Regions from separate parts of the Homo sapiens genome. Here region 2 is linked to region 1. The links are chromatin loops, found by intact Hi-C in ENCODE. Cell type or tissue: heart left ventricle. All regions are shown on one strand. Links, peaks and the distances in the headings refer to the core of each region. The heading gives the core; the rest is flanking DNA.

The links. Peaks named below come from ENCODE experiments on the same cell type or tissue, not always from the same donor. Only the 100,000 strongest peaks of a DNase experiment are listed, where the experiment ranks them.
Region 2: a loop joins it to region 1, with 6 times the contacts of the local background. A loop is called at or near these places in 49 of 110 quality-filtered maps.

The regions. Positions count from the first base shown.
Region 1 is chr13:102,828,311-102,833,693 of GRCh38, reverse strand. It overlaps BIVM (basic, immunoglobulin-like variable motif containing), which reads right to left. Exons shown (of 11, transcript NM_017693.4): 8 at 1,997-2,129. It overlaps BIVM-ERCC5 (BIVM-ERCC5 readthrough), which reads right to left. Exons shown (of 23, transcript NM_001204425.2): 6 at 1,997-2,129. Among named protein-coding and RNA genes, the nearest start is that of ERCC5, 15 kb to the left of the region's middle. RefSeq lists a silencer at 149-348. In heart left ventricle, for the core only: no CTCF peak of the experiment used is centred there; a DNase peak (open chromatin) is centred at 2,781.
Region 2 is chr13:102,779,201-102,784,583 of GRCh38, reverse strand. POGLUT2 (protein O-glucosyltransferase 2) reads left to right here. Exons shown (of 10, transcript NM_024089.3): 10 at 72-303. The coding sequence ends at 89. Among named protein-coding and RNA genes, the nearest start is that of TEX30, 8.1 kb to the right of the region's middle. In heart left ventricle, for the core only: no CTCF peak of the experiment used is centred there; no DNase peak of the experiment used is centred there; H3K27ac peaks cover 518 bases.

The sequences.
Region 1 (5,383 bases), core at 144-5,143:
TCCCCAAACCCGAGGGGCCTTTGAGTGGGACTCCAAAGCCACATGGCCTCCAGCCCCAAATAACCCATCCTGGCTGGGTGTGGTGGCTCACGTCTATAATCCAAGCACTTTGGGAGACTGACATGGTCAGATCACTGGAGCCCAGGAGTTCAAGACCAGCCTGGGTAACATGGTGAAACCCTGAAACCCCATCTCAAAATTAGCCAAGTATGGTGGTGTGTACCTGTAGTTCCAGCTACTCAGGAGGCTGAGGTGGGAGGATCACTTAAGCCCAGGAGGTCGAGGCTGCAGTGAGCTATGATCTCACCACTGCACTCCAGTCTGGGCAACACAGCAAGGCCTTGTCTCAAAAAAAAAAAAAAAAAACCCATCCTATCCCCATGACCAAGCCAATCCCTTTGCTCAAAGTACTCATGGCTTGTGTTTTCACCAATTCTTTCTTTCTTTCTTTCTTTTTTTACAGAAAGGATCTCGCTCTGTTGCCCAGGCTGGAGTGCAGTGGCATGTTCTCAGCTCAGGCGATCCTCCCGTCTCAGCCTCCCAAGTAGCTGGGACTACAGGTGCATACCAACACACTCAGCTAACTTTTGTATTTTTTTAAGAGACAGGGTCTCACTATGTTGCCCAGGCTGGTCTTGAACTCCTGGGTGCAAGCAATCTGCCTGCCTCAGCCTCCCAAAATGCTGGGATTACACCACTGCACCCCACCCACCAATTCTTAACTAGATACTTCTCCCTTGGCTTTCAACCATCCTGGTATTATCTCAACCCATCATAAGGAAAAGTGGCTAAACAGGAAAAAAACCATTAAAACTTAGTCACCTTCTCTTTCTTAGGGATCATCTCTTCCACAAAGATGCAAGTTTACCAGTAAAGTTATATAGTTAATAAAACAGAAACTCTAGATTAGGCAAAAAAGAAATATAACCATGAAAGTCATGTAGTTTCTGACATTGGAAATAAAAATTGGCTCAGAGCTTCCTTGCAATCAGGACAAAGGGGGAACCCAGACAAATTCCATATTCTTCACTTTAAGAAAAGAAGATGCTTTTTAATTTACTCAGTTGTGACAATCTTCTTGACACTAGATTCTGTAATATATTGTTCATGTGGGACGTTGGATGAGGCACTGTGACATAGTCTATAAAATCCTTTGCAACTGTTTTATAATAAATGTAAAAATTACTTTTCAGGAAGGGTGTGGTGGCTCACACCTGTAATCCCAGCACTTTGGGAGGCCCAGGAATAAGGACCACTTGAGGCCAGGAGTTTGAGACCAGCCTGCACAACATAGCAAGACCCCGTCTCTATAGAAAACACAAATTAAAAAATTTTATGAGCTGGGCATGGTGGTGCATGCCTGTAGTTCTAGCCACTCAGGAGGCTGAGGTAGAAGGATTGCTTGAGGCCAGGAGTTTGAGGCAGCAGTGACCTATAATTACACCATTGCACTCCAGCCTGGATGACAGAGTGAGACCCTGTCTCTAAGAGAAAAACAAGTGACTTTTCAAATGACTTTTTCCTATAATGACTGAACAACAGTATCTAAATGGATATTTTCAACAGCACAATTAACTAAATGCAATTCTGCAGAAGAATAAGTCATAATGTTTAAAGAATAGTCTAACTTGATGTCAGGAAAGCAGATGGCCAAGCCTCCCAATATCACAGACTTTGAATATTTTTTAATTTTTTTAATTTTTTTTTTGCAAGTTCTGCCTCCCGGGTTCACGCCATTCTCCTCCCTCAGCCTCCCGAGTAGCTGGGACTACAGGCGCCTGCCACCACGCCCGGCTAATTTTTTTTTTTTTTTTTTTTTTGTATTTTTAGTAGAGACGGGGTTTCACCGTGTTAGCCAGGATGGTCTCGATCTTCTGACCTCGTGATCCGCCCACCTCGGCCTCCCAAAGTGCTAGGATTACAGGCGTGAGCTACCGCACCCATCTATTTTTTAATATTTCTTAAAATGCACTTTCTAAAACACGTCAATGCTTACCTGAATGCTTTATTAGCTTTAACAGGGGTTGCTTCGAAGCCAATTGGACAAAAATAATGATTTTGGCAATGATAGATATAAGCCAGCGATTCATCTTTCAATCCACGGGTTAACTTTGACAGGGCCCCTGAAGCTATTAAAAACAAACAAACACACAAACTGAAAGCCCATAAAGCAGTGTCCATGCTTTACACAAAGGACCGGTTAAGGGCTTAAGGACAGAAAAGACATTACTTGGAATACACTGACACTGCTGGGGAAAAACAAGAAGCTATTGATAGGTACAAAAAATGTTAATAAATGTATTCTGTTTTACTCTTTAAACTGAAATTCAGGTAAGCTCATTAGCAAACTAAAGAACTAAAATATGTCCTTGCTTACCAAAACCTTCTAATAACACACATACTTGTCTATGAAATTTACCTAGTGTATTCAGCAATGGTTTCAACTTTTCTGGTTGTACACAGCTGTCACTTAAAATTCTGAACAAGCATGCCCAATGTTAGCACATGCATTTATAAAGTATATACATATACCACTGTACTAATATGTCTTTATAAAAGATATACAAAAAGTTGGAATTTAAAATTAGGTTAAAATATAGAAGTTCTAATATATATGCAGTACACACATCCCAACTTAAAAAACTACTGATGTATATGAATAAAAATAAACTCCAGGTAATAATCAAGTTCTAAAAATGCAAACTTCTCCTACTAATGAGACAGCCAAGTAAAAACGGCTTCCTGGAGAATCTCCAGCTGGCCTGCGTGCTGGGAGGATGGGGTTGGGCCTCAGGAAGTGCCCGCTGTTTGCAGAGGGGAGGACCTTGGCCTCTCCTGTCCCTGTGTGGCAACCTGGGATTCAATCTGTGAGATGGGGGCCTGTTAGCAGGAACCCTTCTCGCTTTGCTGAGTTTTTTCCTTTTCACCCAATAAATTCTGTTCCCCTTCACCCTTCAAAGTATCTGTGAGCCTAATCTTTCCTTGTTGTGTGATAAGAACCCAGATTTTTCTACACACACTTTAATCTTTACACAAAACTTATGGAGGCTAGAGGAGTAGTCTTCACAAGCCAAGTGACAAGATAACATCTCTACAGAGACAGGCTGGTAGTACCACCACAACCTCTTATGCCCACTCTTCCCTGGACATTTGCCATAACTATAATAGTGGTCAATTTCAAAAGTATTACCATAAGAAATGACTTTTCACCAGCACTTAGTACTCAAAGCCATTAACTGAGGTTTCATTAACTGGCATGTCCTAGAAGAAGCTAAATTATTTATTCATAAACAGCCCATTAAAACTAGAAATCCTAAAAATAGATGAAGCAGATGAAAGCTTGCAAGTCATAGTTTCAGTGATCGACTTTCTGGCCACTGAAATAGCTGAAGACCACTAAGAGCAGCAGGTCCACGGCCGCAGAAGAGAGCCAAGGAGTGATGCACGGTCCCTCAAGTGCATTAGTAGGGAAGATGGAACAAGTAACTTTTATATAAGGTGGAATAAGATAGTGCCACAAAAGGGGCATAGAATTCAAAGGAGAAAGAGCACATCAGGTTTGAGGAGTCAAGAAGAAGTAGCATTCAAGATGAAACTTAATGAAGTGTCAGGATTTCAACAATCTAGACAGAGGAAAGAGCATTAGGAGAAAACAAAACCACTGGGGAAAAGGAATATACTCAGGGAACAGCCCGTGATCTAGTTTATAGAATACAGGGTAGGATGGTATAGAGGAGCCTACTGTGGGACAATCCAACAATTTCAGGCCAAAATAAGAAAAAGATCACCCTCTGAAATAAAAGATAGTAAATACAGCATTTATTTAATTATTTATTTTATTTTATTTTATTTTTTGAGACAGGGCCTTGCTCTGTCGCCGAGGCTGGAGTGCAGTGGCATGATCTCGGCTCACTGCAACCTCTACCTCCCCGGTTCAAACAATCCTCATGCCTCAGCCTCCCAAGTAATTGGGATTCCATGCACTCACCACCACGCCCAGCTAATTTTTGTATTTTTAGTAGAGACGGGGTTTCACTATGTTGGCCAGGCTGGTCTCAAATTCCCAAAATCAAGTGTCCCGCCCCTCTCAGCCTCCCAAAGTGCTGGGATTACAGGTGTGAGCCACTGTGCCGAGCCAGTAAATACAGCATTCAACACATTAAGGTAGTTGTCCAAGAAAGTAATTCTGTGTATGAGAAGACACAAATGTATTACTGAGGGAAGCTAAATTCAGAATGAAGTTGAGTCTGTACTTCAGTATAGCTTTAAAATCTGAAACTTAAGCAACAAAGCAACCACCACCAAATGCAGAGCCATGATCTGCACGGCATAGAGAAAGGAGAAAAAAACTACAGGAATCCACTGGCCTGCTGCATGGAGAAGAGCAGGTATTCTGAGCAGCCAATAAGAGAATTCTGGTCCCTTTGAGATTATGTTTCTTACTTCAAGTTACTCTGTTAACATTCTGACATTCTGAGTTTGCTTAGTATGAGCTTGTCCTGTAGACCCTGATCATCTATAGAGGAATGCTAGATAACTCCATAAGAACTTATAGAGTATATTTTTACACCTTCAAAGACAAGAATAGCTTCTGAAACTCTGATAGGTAATCCAGCAATCTAACATTACTCTGCAAGGTCCTTATTCCCCTGACATCTTTTTTATTTTAAAAAAAAAAAAAAAGATGCCCAGGCTGGAGTGCATGGCACAATCTCAGCTCACTGCAACCTCCACCTCCCGGGTTCAAGCAATTCTCGTGCCTCAGCCTCCCAAGTAGCTGGGATTACAGGTGCACGCCACCATGCCCAGGTAATTTTTTGTATTCTTAGTAGAGAAAAGGTTTCACTATGTTGGCCAGGATAGTCTCAAACTCCTGGCCTCAAGGAATCCACCCACCTCGGCCTCCCAACCTGCTGGGATTACAGGCGTGAGCCACTATGCCAGCTTCCCCTGACATCTTAAATACAACTGGTACATGGAGGACAGCAGGGGAAGGCCAATTTGTGTCAGCTTGGAATGACACTAAGCAGTTTATGCTGTAAGCAAGCACCAAACAGCTCCTAAAGAGGAAAGGGGTATGTTAGCACTGCATGTTCAAGAGATTTATTATTTGTGTCTAATATTAATTGGAGAAAACCAGTACATGAGGAAAACAGAATACTAATGTATTGTCCACCGGAGATGTACTGAGGTGCTTCAGTAAGCTGGTAACAACAATCATGGTGAAGCGATGTGTGAGTTATACAGGAATGAGGCCAGAGACGGGTCTTCTCTGTTAAGCAAAAGTTATGAACTGCAATACCCACTAGAAAAAACTAAATACATGAATATAAATGCAATTTTCAAGCTAGCTGATTAAAAAAATGAGTCTGGACTTGCCTGG
Region 2 (5,383 bases), core at 65-5,064, 49 kb after region 1:
AACGAATGTAAGTCTTCTTCACTTGTGTAAGACTTCTTGATAGCTCTAAATATTTTGCTTCTTAATTGCAGACCAAAGATGAACTCTGATATGCAAAATAACTTCTATTAGAATAATGGTGCTCTGAAGACTCTTCTTAACTAAAAAGAAGAATTTTTTTAAGTATTAATTCCATGGACAATATAAAATCTGTGTGATTGTTTGCAGTATGAAGACACATTTCTACTTATGCAGTATTCTCATGACTGTACTTTAAAGTACATTTTTAGAATTTTATAATAAAACCACCTTTATTTTAAAGGACTACGTTGTGCTAATTATTAGCCGTGTTTGGAACAGAGAGCAGTAAAAACAGAGAGAATCTGGGTCCTTAATGCACAGCAGCCCAGACCACCTGCCCAGACTGGTTTTAAATGACAAAGCAATGAACCCCTGTCTCCTTTTAAGCCCATATTATTGTGGGTATTCAGCCAAACTTAATTCTAGCTAATACTTCGTACAAGGCCAGTCATTAGATGGCCTCTACCTGCATCTTTAGTCAAATCTCTCAGCACTTTCTAGTATCAATACTGTCCTCTGGAAGAACGAGTCCTCTCCCAGTTCTGTCAATGCCTGTGTCCTTACCTTCCTGGCTCTTGCCTTTCCCTTGTCCTGGAATGTCTTGGCCCTCTTTTCTTCAACCGGCTTACACATCCTTCAGCACATATTTTATCCTTACTAGATTTTAAGTGCCATGACCTCAGAGACCAGGCCTTTCTTCTGGGTAGTCCTAACGTCTAATAGAGTGCCAGCAACTAGAAAGACTGAATAAATATCTAATGGGTGATATGGTTTTGATGTTTGTCCCTTCCAAATCTTATGTTGAAATGTAATTCTGAGTGGTGGAGGTGGGGCCCGGTGGGAGATGTTTGTATCTTAGGGGTGGATCCCTCATGAATGGCCTGGCACCATCCTTGCAGTGACAAGTGAGTTCTCACTGTGAGTTCACATGATCTGGTGGTTTTAAAAGGTGTGGCACCTCCCCCTCTCTCTGTGTTGCTCCCTCTCTTGCCACCTGATACCCTGGCTCCACTTTGCCTTCCACCATGATTGGAAGCTTCCTGAAGCCCTCTCCAGAAGCAGATGCTGGCACCACACTTCCTATACAGCCTGCAGAACGATGAACCAAAATAAATCTCTTTTCTTTAGAAATTACCCAGCCTCAGGTATTTCTTTATAGCAACACAAAAATGGCATTAACACAATGAGTAAATGAATGAATGAAAATCACTTTGAAATGCAGTTAAAAGAATTTAAAAAGAACTAAAAATCTGAACACTGAACCATATATCATATTCTACAAATTCCTTTACCTAATATTCTCTCTTCCATTCATCTTCCAGTCAAATAATTTTTTCTAAATTATTTTGAATTTTGAAATAGACATACAGAAGAATATAAAACATATATCTGCAATTTAAACATATATCTGCAATTTAATTATAAGAAAACATCCATGTAATCACTGACAAAGATTCTTTGCTTGACCACCTGTATTAGTCCATTCTCTCGCTGCTAATAAAGACATACCTGAGACTGGGTAATTTATAAAGAAAAGAGGTTTAATTGACTCACAGTTCCACAGGGCTCAGGAGACCTCAGGAAACTTGCAATCATGGCAGAAGCGGAAGAAAACAAGTCTTTTCTCACATGGCAGCAAGGAGAAAGCACCAAGCAAAGGGAAAAAAGCCTCTTATAAAACCATCAGATCTCGTGAGAGCTCACTCACTATCATAAGAACAGCATGAAGGTAACTGTCCCCATAAATCAATTACCTCCCACCAGGTCTCTCCCACAACATGTGGGGATTATGGGAACTACAATTCAAGATGAGATTTGGGTGGGGACACAGCCAAACCATATCATTCCACCCCGGCCCCTCCCAAATCTCACATCTCACATTTCAAAACACAATCATGCCTTCCCAACAGTTCCCCAAAGTCTTATTTCATCATTAACCCAAAAGTCCAAGTCCACAGTTTCATCTGAGACAAGGCAAGTCTCTTCCACCTATGAGCCTGTAAAATCAAACACAAGTTAGTTACTTCCTAGATACAATGGAGGTACAGGCATTGGGTAAATATACCTGTTCTAAATGGGAGAAATTGGCCAAAACAAAGGGGCTATAAGCCTCATGCAAGCCCCAAATCCAACAAGGCAGTAATCAAATCTTAAAGCTCCAAAATAATCTTTGACTCCATATCTCACATCCAGGTCACACTGATGCAAGAGGTGGGCTCCGACAGCCTTGGGCAGCTCTACCCCTGTGGCTTTGCAGGCCACAGCCCCTCACCCCAGCTGCTTCCACAGCTGGCATTGAGTGTCTGCGGCTTTTCTAGGTGCAAGCTGCAAGCTGTTGGTGGATCTCTCATTCTGGATCTGGAGGACAGTGCCCCTCTTCAGCTCCACTTGGCACTACCCCAGTGGGGACTCTTGTGTGGGGCCCAACCCCACATTTCCCTTCCACACTGCCCTAGCAGTGAGGGCTGTGCCCCCGCAGCAAACCAGCCTGAACATCCAGGTGTTTCCGTACATCCTCTAAAATCTAAGCAGAGGTTCCCAAACTTCAATTATTGACTTCTGCATACCCGCAGGCTCAACACCATATGTAAGCTGCCAAGGCTTGGGGCTTGCACCCTCTGAAGCCATGGCCCAAGCTGTACCTTGGTTCCTTTCAGCCACAGCTAGAGTGGCTAGGACACAAGCCACCAAGTCCCTAGGCTGCACACAGCAGGGGGCCCTGGGCCTGGCCCCAAAACCATTTTTCCCTCCTAGGCCTCTGGGCCTGTGATAGGAGAGGCTGCCTTGAAAGTCTCTGACATGCCCTGGAGACATTTCCCCATTGTCTTAATGATTAACATTGGGCTTTTTGTTTATGCAAATTTCTGTAGCAAGCTTGGATTTCTCCCCAGAAAATGGGTTTTTCTTTTCTGTTACATTGTCAAACTGAAAATTTTCCAAACTTTTATGCTCTGCTTCCTCTTGAACGCTTTGCCATGTAGAGATTTCTTCTGCCAGATACCTTAAATCATCTCTCTCAAGTTCAAAGTTCCACAGATCTCTAAGGCAGGGGCCAAATGCTGCCAGCCTCTTTGGTAAAGTATATCGAGCATCATCTTTATTCCAGTTCCCAACAAGTTTCTCATCTCCATCTGACACCACCTCAGCCTGGACTTCATTGTCCATATCACAATCAGCATTTTGGTCAAAGCCATTCCACAAGTCTCTAGGAAGTTCCAGACTTTCCCATGTCTTTCTGTCTTCTAAGCCCTCCAAGTCTCTAGGAAGTTCCAAACTTTTCCACATTTTCCTGTCTTCTTCTGAGCCCTCCAAACTGTTCTAGCCTCTGCCTGTTACCCAGTTCCAAAGTCACTTCCACATTCTTTGGGTATCTTTACAGCAGCACCTCACTCTCTGCAGTACCAATTTACTGTATTAGTCCATTCTCACGCTGCTAATAAAAGACATACCCACAACTGGGTAATTTATAAGGGAAAGAGGTTTAATTGACTCACAGTTCCACAGGGCTGGGAGGCCTCAGGAAATTTACAATCATGGTGGAAGGGGAAGTGAATACATCCTTCTTCACATGCCAGCTGGAAGAAGTGCTGAACAAAGGGAGAAAAGCCCCTTATAAAACCATCAGATCTTGTGAGAACTCACTCGCTATCTTGAGAACAGCAGCATGGGGGTAACTGCCCCCGTGATTCAATTACCTCCCACTGGATCCATCCCATGACACATGGGGATTACGGGAACTACAATTCAAGATTGTTCCCAGACCAAACTGAGAGTCAGGCTACTATTTCTCGTGGCCCAATAAGAAGATGCAGATGAACTGGGGAGGAAGAGAGTTTTTATTTCTGTAACCAGCTACAGGGAGAAGGCCTGGAAATTATCACCAGACCAACTGAAAATTACAAAGTTTTCCAGAGCCTATATACCTTCCAAGCTATATGTCTATATTTAAGTATGCATTCATCTAAACACATAAGTGATTAACTTCTTTTAATCTGTAACTAAGGTCTGAGTCTTGAAGACCTTTCTCTGGAGCCTCAGTAAATGTACTTAATCTAAATGAGTCCAGGTGCTGGGGTGATTACCCTTATCTTGTCTCCTACTAAATCACGAAGGTTTAGGGATTTCCTTCAGACTCCCAATAAATTAGTTTATGGAGGCCTTGGGAGTTTCTTCAGGCCCCCAGTAAAACTTGTTTTATCATGCTTTAAGGTTCAGGAAAGGCCTAGGCAAAACTCTTGTTGGGCTGTTGTTACATTCCAGCCTTTGTATAAGGACGCTGGCTTTTAACATTTAATTTAACCACTCAGTCAGTACTGAAACTGTTGTATGGAGGCCTGCGTTAGTGAGACCTGGCCTGCCACAAGATGAGATTTGGGTAGGGACACAGCCAGACCATATCACCATCCTTTCATCAGCCTCCTGAACCTTGTCGTAGGCCTATCTGTGCACTGCCTTATAAAATTCAATTTTAGCAAGAACCCTGCTAAGTCAGTTTCACAAAAATCCCCCACCCTCCATATGTGACCACACTTTATATCTAATCTGCTTCCTCATCCTCTACCATCCCCCAGGTCATGTCTGATCGTGCTGGCCTGTTTTCAGCTAGAATCCCATTTGGTCTATTTAACCAGAATCTCTGTCACCCTGATGCATTTCCTCTTAGTAATTTTCCATCCACTGACTCCCTACCCTGCTCCTTGGCTATAAATGCCCATTTAACCATGCTGTATTCAGAATTGAGTCCAATCCTATACTGAAGTGTCTTTTCCCCTGTTGCAATAGTCCTGAATAACATCTGTTTTTTTACCACTTTAACTATCGTCCAGCTCTGGTTTTTCTTCGACATTTCCACTCGGGTTCAGAAATAGAACATTGCTTAGAGGTGACCACAGTGCCTCCTCTTATCACATTTCCTCTCTGCTCCCAGGTAACCACAAACATGATGGCTGTGATAATCTTTTTCTTGCTTTTTAGTTTTACCACCTACATACACTTCCCTAAGCAGTAGAGTTTACTCTTGCCTATTTTGAAATTGATATAAATGGAATCATATCAAATTTTTGTTGTTGTTACTTGCCTATTTTTTTTTTAGACAGAGTCACACTCTGTCACTCAGGCTGGAGTGCAATGGCACAATCTTGGCTCACTTCAACCTCCACCTCCCAGGTTCAAGCGATTCTCCTGCCTCAGTTTCCTGAGTAGCTGGGATTATAGGTGCCTGCCTTGCCCGGCTAATGTTTTGTATTTTTAGTAGAGACAGGGTTTCAGCATGTTGCCCAAGGTTGTCTCAAACTCCTGAACTCAAGTGCTATGCCAGCCTCGG